Regions from separate parts of the Homo sapiens genome. Here region 2 is linked to region 1. Evidence: read pairs that join two places in POLR2A ChIA-PET (ENCODE). Cell type or tissue: MCF 10A. All regions are shown on one strand. Links, peaks and the distances in the headings refer to the core of each region. The heading gives the core; the rest is flanking DNA.

Evidence for each region. ChIA-PET counts read pairs that join two places held together with the same protein. Peaks named below come from ENCODE experiments on the same cell type or tissue, not always from the same donor. Only the 100,000 strongest peaks of a DNase experiment are listed, where the experiment ranks them.
Region 2: POLR2A ChIA-PET joins it to region 1 with 10 read pairs; 10 of 35 experiments call an interaction of 5 or more read pairs at or near these places.

The regions. Positions count from the first base shown.
Region 1 is chr5:134,464,296-134,469,669 of GRCh38, reverse strand. No RefSeq gene overlaps it. Among named protein-coding and RNA genes, the nearest start is that of LINC02999, 32 kb to the right of the region's middle. In MCF 10A, for the core only: no CTCF peak of the experiment used is centred there; DNase peaks (open chromatin) are centred at 3,009, 3,719 and 4,199.
Region 2 is chr5:134,390,062-134,395,435 of GRCh38, reverse strand. UBE2B (ubiquitin conjugating enzyme E2 B) reads right to left here. Exons shown (of 6, transcript NM_003337.4): 6 at 3,328-5,211. The coding sequence ends at 5,083. Among named protein-coding and RNA genes, the nearest start is that of CDKN2AIPNL, 19 kb to the left of the region's middle. In MCF 10A, for the core only: no CTCF peak of the experiment used is centred there; no DNase peak of the experiment used is centred there.

The DNA of each region.
Region 1 (5,374 bases), core at 70-5,069:
GTAGGGACATGGATGAAATTGGAAATCATCATTCTCAGTAAACTATCGCAAGAACAAAAAACCAAACACCGCATATTCTCACTCATAGGTGGGAATTGAACAATGAGAACACATGGACACAGGAAGGGGAACATCACCCTCTGGGGACTGTTGTGGGGTGGGGAGACAGGGGAGGGATAGCATTGAGAGATATACCTAATGCTAGATGACGAGTTAGTGGGTGCAGTGCACCAGCATGGCACATGTGTACATATGTAACTAACCTGCACATTGTGCACATGTACCCTAAAACTTAAAGTATAATAAAAAAAAAATCTATGGATCTGAAAGCCAGGAGGTTTCTGGTGATGCCAGCCACAGCCATTTCAGCATGATGTAGGGGAACCGGAGAGTAGCAGGCTGAGGAGTACACTGGAGTAAGGAGAAAAGGAAGATACAAGAAGACTCAGGAGGCTCAGCTGGCCACGGAGGCAGAAGTGAGACTTGATGGAAGGGAGGTCCTTATCCTGCAAGCCCCCATAAGACACCATTGCATTCCTTAGCCTGAGATTCAGTGCCTCAAAGAAGCTGGTAAAGCTAACCCCATGGGCCTCTCCAGGCTTCTCTCTGGATGCTGTCCAGACTGGCCAGGTCAATCTTCTTGTCTATACCACTAAAACTTAGTCACTTGCAAGGGCTTACCACATCCCACCTCGTCTTGGAGCTCTTCCCTGGAGATGCCAGCTCCCACTGACCTCTCCCATCTCAGCCTGCTTTTACACTGCATACGAGAGGGCATCACCTTGCCATATTTTACAGCTTCTATATGTAACTCGCAAGCATGCAGAGGATGCAGGCATGTACACACTGCTTTCCCAGACTGTGAGGACAAGGGGACCCAGGCATGGTTCCGGCCTATGCCTATAAAGTCCCTGACTCTTATTCCCACTTGCTCAAGCAGGGACCCTGCAGCCCCGTACATGATATCCCAAGAATTTCTGGGAGCCCCAGGGGATGCTGCAGGTGACTGTTTTTTGTTTGTTTGTTTTTGTTTTTTGAGATGGAGTCTCACTCTGCAGATTGGACTGCAACAGTGCAATCTTGGCTCATTGAAACCTCCACCTCCCAGGTTCAAGTGATTCTCCTGCCTCAGCCTCCCGAGTAGCTGGGATTATAGGCATGAGGCACCGTGCCCGGCCACAATTTTTGGAACAAGTCCAAGAAGGTACCATGTCTACAGTCTTTCCTCTGCTGCTCTTCTGGTCATCCTCTGCCTCCCAGCTGAGGTGCAGGACTTGCTGGCGCTGGAGGCATTTTGTCAGAAGGGTCGCTGAGCAGCTCAGCTTGGGTGCTACTGCCTTGCCAAGTTGGTAATGAGAAAGCCCATGTTTGGGGGCCAGCTTTGTTCTTATGCTTTTTGTAGTCAGATATGAGGCCATATAAGGCTCAGCCGAGGATTTGGCCTAGTGTAGGAACTACACTGAATTCAGCCTCAAGCTGCAGCCCCTGCCACAACCTCTGATCAGTATGTTCTCTGCAGAGACCATGGGATTCCCCAACCATGGCCAGGAATCCCGGACTCACTGAGGCTGAGTTGAGGATCTGATTTAGGGAGCCTGAGATTGCCTGGGGTCTGGGACCCAGAACCTTGAGAAGTCTGCCAGACTTGATTCATTTAACATTTTCTTATACCACTGCCCTTGATCCAGGTGTGTCCAGGCTGGCCTCCTTTTGAGGAAATGATGATTGAACCTGGGTTTCTGGGAAGAGCCATGTTTTCTTTGGTGTCTACATGTATCCACTCATTCCACCTGAGCTAGAGCCAGCAAGTAAGAAGTACTTATCAATCCTTGGGTTCCAATGTTTTCAGAAGAGCACAAGTCCCATGAGGCTAGGGTTAAGGTGTGAGGAAGCCTTCTGAATACCCTATTCCCTCTTTTAAGATGCTCATTAATTAGCATATGAAATAAAAGTTTTGATAAAGCCTGGAGTATATGGTGTTTAGCTTTTTCTTTTTTTTCCTTTTTTTTTTTTTGAGACATGGTTTCACTCTGTGAGCTGAAGTGCAGTAGCACAATCATAGCTCACTGCAGCCTCAACCTGGGCCCAGGCTTAAGTGAGCCTCCCACCCCAGGCTCCTGAGTAACTGGGACCACAGATGTGCGCGGCCACACCCAGCTAATTTTTAAAATTTTTGTAGAGATTGGGTTTCACCATGTTGCCCAGGCTGGTCTCAAACTCTTGGGCTCAAGTAATCCTCCCGCCTCGGCCTCCCAAAATGCTGGGATTGCAGGCTTTCTTGAAGAGTGTTTGCCAAATACATTTGCCCCCAGGACCCTTTTTTGTTCACCCCACCCACGATCACTCAGGAGCACATTTTGGGAAATGCTCACCCCTACAATAAAGTCCAGAATCTGTAGCTGGCACTCTGGCCCCAGCCTACGAGTCTCAGCCAACCCATCTCCTCTCCTCCCAAAGGAACTCCTCTCCATATCTTAAAAGGCATAGCCCACAGCTGCCTCCACCTGCTGGGGTGCCAGTGTCCCGGGGCCACCCGTGTCCTCTCCCCACCTCCTAACCACAGCTCCTGCTTCTAACAGTGTCCTTGAGTATCCCTGGATGCCTGTCCTCCCTCATCCCCTTTTTGAGGGCATTCCTGCATCTCTGAATTGCCATCGTGAGGCCATGGAACACCACATTTGGCAACAAGCCAAGGGGACAGGCCTGGCCAATGAAGAGCTCTCGGAACCTGAGGCCCCACTCTCAGCTTCCCTACCCCGCGGGGACTCTGCCTCAGGCAGCAGAAGAGCAAGAGACAGGATTGGAGATGGAGACGGGGGTGGGGCGACAATCCAGCACCGGCACCTCCCACAGGCGGGGACCAGAGGCTGCCCTCTTCGCTGAGCCGGGCACTGGGTGAATGAATGATCAATGACAGTTCTTAGAAGCTCCCTCCTTTGCTACCCCCACCCCTCGCCCCAATCCCAGGCACATTCCCCACTAGGGAATTGGCCACATCCCAAGTCAGACACATCCTGGCTACAGCTGGCTCTGGGCCGGGCACCCCCGGGGCAGCCGGGCAGGGCGGGGTGTCCTGGAGAGCCGCGGATGGGCCTCACACCCAGGCTGGGCCAGGACACCCCGTCCTTGGCCGAGGCCCAAACCGGCTCTGTTTACAGAATCTGTCAGCTCTGTTTCCCCCTCCCCCACCCACCACTTCCCCTAGAGTCCTGGGGGCTGGGAAAGGTGCAGGCGGGGCCTGAGGGAGCTTAGGCGGCTGCCAAATCCCTGCGGCCCCATCAGCCCCTCTCCCCATCTTGGCTCCTAAGATCTATCCGCCCCAGTTCTCCAGTCTTCTGGTTTCCTCTTCAAAGCGTCGGGTGGCACTCCACCCCTGGGGAATGTGCATTTTGAGACAGATCTGGAGAAACAATCCTTACCCCCAAGGAAAATTTAGCTAACGGTGGAAAGATAGGCACCGTGCCGCCAGGGGCCCACAAGCTCGGGCTTTCTGGAACTGCTCCAGCCAGCCAGGAAGGAGACCTCCCTCCTTCCCTGGGACCCCAAGCCGATGGGCCCCTGGGAGTATTTCCAGAACTGCTGGAGGAACTTGGCGCAAGTTAGGTGTAGCCTGGCAGGCGGGCTGAGGGCTTTCGGGAGCAGCGAAGTCCGGAGATAAGGCCAACCGCTTGCAGGGCCGCCGTGACTCAGCTCCCGCCGGCCGCAAGGAAGCTCCGCGGCCCCCTCGGAGCAGGACGAGGAGGAGGGGCGATGGGCAGAGGCGGAGCCTGGGACGCCCCGCCCCCCGCTCCGGGAAGGACGACCCACCACACCCAGCTTCCCAGAGGCGCCCGGATTTCCCACGGGTTTCCCCGCTTGCTGTATATAATAACAAAGGCTGGCACTTTCTGAGCGCTCGCTCTGTGCTAGGCACTTCACAGGTCACTTGTTTGTTATCCCCAACAAGCCTCAGAAGCAGGTGCCATATGACCTCCACTTACAGACAAGGAAACAGGCTCTGAGAGGCCAAGTGACTTGCACAAGGTCACACGGCTACTGAGTGGTGGGGGCTGCAGCTTCCAAGCGCCCAGACCCCTCCTGCCCCTTCCCAGCCCCTATGTCCCGCTTTGAGAGGGGCCAGTGGGTCTCCTGGTGGTACCTTACTGGGCAAAACCAAGAACCTGGACATCTCCTGGCCTGGGAGCTAACTCAATGCAAGTATGTCATTTGGAGGCAAGTCCAGTCTGGTTTTAGGTGATGGCAAAGTTCCCAGCTCTAAGCTCCCCTTGACCTCCACTCTGAGGGAAACTCTTGGGCACAAGGATGGCCCCCTGACCCTCCTCCAGAATACTGCCCACACCAACACCCAGCCCTGCCCTCTGGAGGGATGAGTCTCCATCCAGAAAGCCCCTGGCTTGCTCACAAGTTAGCCCCTGAAACCTGCGGACTTGACAAGTGAGCAACAGCAGGCCCTCGTCGCTGCCACTGCCACTGGCTGGCCCCTGCCCATAGGTCAGTGCCAGGACAATGCTACAGAAAGCCAGTCTGAGCCCCAGGAGGGGTCAAGGAGCAAAGGGCAACCTGCACCCTAGGGCTGCTCTGCAAGGTAGTGAGCTGTCTGTCGTTTGGGGTGGGGGAGCACCTATGAAAGAAACAATTCAAAAAGAGGGGAGGATGAGATAACCTTTCAAACGCCAAACTCCTCTCTTCTATGAGGCAGGCAGTATACAAGTGAGTGGCTTATCTGACAACTGCTTAGATGGAAACTTTCCACTTTGGGAGGCCAAGGTGAGAGCGTTGCTGGAAGCCAGGAGTTTGAAACCATCCTGGGCAACAAAGCAAGACCCTGTCTCTGCAAAAAATTTAAAAATTAGCCAAGGCTGGACATGGTGGCTCACTCCTGTAATCCCAGCACTTTGGGAGGCCAAGGCAGGCAGATAACTTGAGGTCAGGAGTTTGAAACCAGCTTGGCCAACATGGTGAAACCCCATCTCTACTAAAAATACAATTAGCAGGGTGTGGTGATGCACACCTGTAATCCCAGCTGCTCCGGAGGCTGAGGCAGGAGAATTGCTTGAACCCAGGAGGCGGAGATTGCAGTGAGCCGAGATTGTGCCATGCCAGCCCGGGCAACAGAGCGAGACTCCTTCTCAAAAAAAAAAAAAAAAAAAAAAGGTAGTCGAGCATAGTGGCATGCACCAGTACTCCCAGCTACTCAGGATGCTGAGGCAGGAGGGTTGCTTGAGACCAAGAGTTTGAAGCTGCAGTGAGCTGAGAGTGCACCACTGCACTCCAGCCTGGGCGACAGAGTGAGACCCTGTCTCTAAAAATAAAATAAATAAATGAAGGAGACTCTCCCACTTCCTTCCCTTTTGACCTCTTTCTGCTGGGCCCT
Region 2 (5,374 bases), core at 193-5,192, 74 kb after region 1:
GCTCTGTCACCCAGGCTGGAGTGCAGTGGTGCAATCTCAGCTCACTGCAACCTCCGCCTCCAGGGTTCAAGCGATTCTCCTGCCTCAGCCTCCCGAGTAGCTGGGATTACAGGCGCCCGCCACCACGCCTGGCTAATTTTTTATTTTACTAGGGATGGGGTTTCGCCATGTTGCCCAGGCTGGTCTCCAACTCCTGACCTCTGGTGATCCACCCGCCTCGGCCTCCCAAAGTGCTAGGATTACAGGCATGAGCCACCGCACCCAGCCCCCTTTGCTCTTAAGGGGATCTGCCTCAAGTGCTTTTATGTTTGCATTTTGGCAGTCTTAAAGACACAGTAGAGAACAACTCTTGCATTCCAGAAGAATGACTAAATTGTTCAGGTTGATGGAACCCCAGGGGATCTTTTCAGAGACAGGCTTTGATTCCCTTTACAGGAGTTCCCAGCCCAGTGGCACTTTATGAATCTGTCTTCCAAGTAAGACTTCAGAGGAGCCAACCTCCCCTAAAAGACTACAGAAGGATCATACTTGTAACCAAGACTGTTACTATTATATGAAGACTTTCTCTAATTGGCTTTGCTTTCTCTAGGCAGAGCCCACTCTATTATATATTAGAGTCTTCTCAAATATATTAATCCACAAGTCACTGATGAACAAAAGCAACATGTGGCCAAGCTTTAGCATTTACTTCCCAAAAGATTTCATATGCAAGTTTCTCACACAAGTCTGAATCTTACATATGCCAAAGAGAACTCTGGAGCCCAAGTTCTTCCAAAGTTCTTGATTTCAGCCATCAAGGAACTAATGTTGAGCTGTGGAGCAGTCAGATAACCAACAGGGTTTGTAATGTGCACAGCTCATTCATCTTTTTGGCTCAACTAAAAATTCCTAGGCCATCCTGTGAACACAAGAAGCCCTGAAAGCTCAAGATATTTCTGACAAAATTGTTTTTAAAAAAAGCTGTAGTGATGGTGAGGAGAATTCACTGAAGGAAGAATGGCACACATTTAATTGTGTCTTCTTTGTTGAAACGATAAAGAAAAAGTCCTTTCAACAATAAAATTTAGTTTCTAATATCTTTGCTGTCATATGCTAGAATGACTGATGATAACTAATCTTTCCCCCATCTGGTAACAGTTCATTCCCCCCTAACTAGATGGGAACTAAAGTAATAGAGCTACCATCTTGGCATAAGGCCTCTGTCCTATGGATAATTTCATTTACCGCGAACAGCTTTCCAACTATTCACTTTTCTGTTTAAATACATGATTCTCACATAACTCAGATTCCACTTGGACTCTACATTGTTGAATGCAATGGAAAAGAACTGTCATAAACACCATCAAGACTCCAAAATTTGATCCCTACCTCTTAAAACCTGGGAGAATTGAAATATGAAACACCTTAGACATAACTCTGAAGTGTAATATGATCCTCAGGGTTATCTCTTAAAGAATACTAAATGAATAAACTAAGTAGGCAGTTAACTTTGTTTAATGAGCATTAAACAAACTGTTAATAATACCACACCTTTAATAACTTACTTCTCCGCTATCTTCCACCTACATGAGTGTGAATTTAGAGCTGTGGAGCAGTCAGATAACCAACAAGGTTTGTAATGGGCACAGCTCATTCATCTTTTTGGCTCAACTAAAAATTCCCAGGCCATTCTGTGAACACAAGAAACATGGAAAGTTATTCATATTAATGAAACTTGGTGTGGGGGGTGGGTGGAGGAGAGAAATCCTACAGACTCAAGGATATTTCCAGGAAGGGGAAAAATGTGGCTTATTGATAAGTCAGTCCTTTATATAGAAACCAGAAAATGTTCCTAAAGTCAGTGGAAAATGGTAGTCAAGAAAACCCTTTCAGCTGAGTGCAGTGGCTCATGCCTGTAATCCCAGTGCTTTGGGAGGCCGAGGCAGGATGATCAGTTGAGCTCAGGACTTTGAGACCAGCCTGGCCAACATAGTGAGACATTGTCTCTACAAAAGTAAAAAAATTAGCCAGGCATGGTGGCATGCATCTGTAGTCTCAGCTACTCAGGAGGTTGAGGTGGTAGGACCGCTTAAGCCTGGGAGGTTGAGACTGCAGTGAGCCGCCTGGAGCCACTGGACTCCAGCCTGGGAAACAGAGCAAGACCTTGTCTCGGAAAAAAAAGGAAACCTTTTCATTGGAGTAGACACAAGTCTGTATAAAACTAAATCAGTTAAAAGTATTTCCACAAATTTGGATGTTGAAGTTCTGCAGAATTTCTAAAACCAATCTCAACCTCTTAAAAGATAGCACATTTCTGGGTAAGACCACATAGGGTTCAAATCCCAGTTCTATGACTTACTGGCTGGTTGATCTTGAGCAAGTCACTTCATCTGTCTATCTGTGGCTAGTTTCATTATCATCTTTTTTTTTTTTTTTGAGCCAGAGTCTCACTCTTATTGCCTAGGCTGGAGTGCAGTGGTGAGGTCTCGGCTCACTGCAACCTCTGCCTCCCAGGTTCAAGTGGTTCGCCTGCCTCAGCCTCCCGAGTAGCTGGGATTACAGGCACCTGCCACCACGCCTGGCTAATTTTTGTATTATTAGTAGAGACGGGGGGTTTCACCATGTTGGCCAGGCTGGTCTTGAACTCCTGAACTCAGGTGATCCGCCCACCTCAGCCTGCCAAAGTGCTGGGATTACAGGCATGAGCCACCGTATTTGTGAATTTGAAATGAAATAATATATGTTAAAAGTGCTTAGAATAGTGCCTTTCACAGATTATTCTGTGCTGGGGTATTGTTACAGGGAATTGTATCACACATGCATTTAAACTTTTTAACATGAATCCATCAATATAACTTTGTACCAACATAAACATTTTAGTTCTAGCTTCTTGCCCTACCATACATTTATGAAACTGACCTAGAGTTTAAAGTAAACACTTTTTGTATGACTCAACCTTGTAAATCGAAGGTTTATATCTGGTACTTAACCAAAGAAATAGGAATCTGTTCCAAGGCTGCAGAAAAAAGTGAGGAGTTATGTATAGATTGAACCTTCTTAAGGATTTTCTCGAAAAGGAATGTGGATGCTATGAGTTTTATGCATATGTTGAATTTTGGAGTTAGAACTCACTGACCTCCCTGTAAAGTAACATGTAACTTCTTTATAATTATCTACCAATACTTGAAATTTTCCTGTTTTAAACTGGGAAAGGCAAAAACAGGTCAAGGATAAAAATGGATGTTGAAATAGTAACCAAATAGCATTTAATGAAATAAGAGGGCAGACCCTCATAGCTACTGTATATTTAATCTAGGAGTTACTGGAGTGAATGTCTATAGTTTGTTTTGGAGCTAAACTATAAAAGCACCACACAATTAAAGCATCTTTTTGGGAGCCACGATTCCAGTGAGTGAATTCCCATTTGTATCAAAGTTCCCTAAGATCATACACTTACCTCAGAATTTGCCAAGTAATAGCTTTTATTTTTAAAGACAGGGTATTGCTCTGTCACCCAGGCTGGAGTGCAATGGCATAATCACAGCTCACTGCAGCCTCAACCTCCTAGGCATAAGCTATTCTGCCACCTCAGCCTCCTAAGTAGCTGAGACTACAGGCAAGTGCCACTATGCCCAACTAATTTTTTAAAAAATTTAAAGTAGAGAAAAGTCTTATTATGTTGCCCTGGCTGGTCTCAAAGTCCTGGCCTCAAGTGATCCTCCCGCCTTTGCCTCCCAAAGTGCTGGGACTACAGGTGGGAGCCACCTGGCCCAGCCTATAAGCATTTATCCAATCAATGTTAAACGTTGCATAATGAATAGAAGCTGTAGATATTGCCATACTGTAATCCAATTTTATGGATATGAGAAGAAACTCTTGGGGTTACTAAAATAGCTGTTTTAACTACTAGAGAGACTACACAGGTGGTTCAACAGAATTTACTTGTATATTTTCCATTTTCTATACTATTTGAAGGCATAGGATAGTTTTGTATTAGCTTTCTACAATACTGTGTTTTAAATTTATCCAGTAAACTAAGATGCAGTACAACTTTTATACAACTCAGGAGATTAAAAAAAAAATCTCCACAAGAAGAAGCAACTCAGCAGGCCCTGGCATTAAAACATTTCCCAGAATAAACAGATATGCATTGCATTAAAGGTAATTTTCAAATATTTAAGTTACACCAAGATTTCCCTCCAATATGTGCCTTTCTCAAACCAATGCAACTAATTCATTGCTAATACTGGGGCATGAATTTTTGGCAAATGTTTATGGTTTTACTTTCTTCATTAATCAAAAAATTTTTTAAAGTGCTACCAAGCAGCAAAACAAGTCGCATCAGTTCTCTGCTCATGGCAGAAGTGCCAACTGTGAAATCGCAAAAGGTACAGTTTTAACAGTAAGTAATGCATGAAGAAACTGTAACAAATGGCCTAAATACAGAGTTGGACAGAGTCAAACCAGTTATGTCTAGAATTACTCAATTGAAACTAATAGAGGTACATTCAAAATAAAGTTGGAGATTATAATCGCTATTTAGAATCAAATTTGAAGACTTCCTTGATAAAATATAAGAATGTTCTTTTGAAATTGTAAATGAAACTATCAATAGATGGAGAGCTAGAGACTTATTAACCCCTCCTACACACATAAGGAAATAAGTGACAAAGTCTCTTGCACTGAAGTTATGTATTTTAACAGCTTTACATGTAATATTCATATATAAAAAACTTTAAGTGCTTTTCTCCAATTTAAAAATCTAAAGAATTCAAAAATAAGGCATTCAATATTTGAAAAAAGTACAGATTTACAAAATGTGTATATTCTGTCATGAAAACTCCACACCAACATTATACACTTGGAAAAAAATACAAACAGGATATATTACAAATTTATGCAGCAATAACTTAGTTCACACCATGCAATAAAAAGTACATTAATCAAGATACACAAGCTTTTGTAGGTTCTAAACTGAAGGACTTTTTTCTTTTTTTTCTGCAGAATCCTTAAAACCTGTGGCACTTAAAATTTGTTAGCCTTTCTAATGAGAGGTAAATTATACACAACAATGATGAAAAAGATTAACAGACCAGTTGTCTATTATGAATCATTCCAGCTTTGTTCAACAATGGCCGAAACTCTTTTCTCATATTCTCGTTTGTTTTCCTGATAAAGCTGTGCTGCCTGGCTATTGGCTGGACTGTTAGGATTCGGTTCATCCAGCAGAGACTAGGAGGAAAGAAAAGAAAAAACAGATTTGCATAGTTGTTCTTTATACCAACAGGGGTCAGATATGGAATATATTACAGAAAAGTTATACAAAACAACAAATTACTTCAGAGATTAACATGTCATATAATTTTGGGTCTAAATACTTTTAGAAATGATTTGA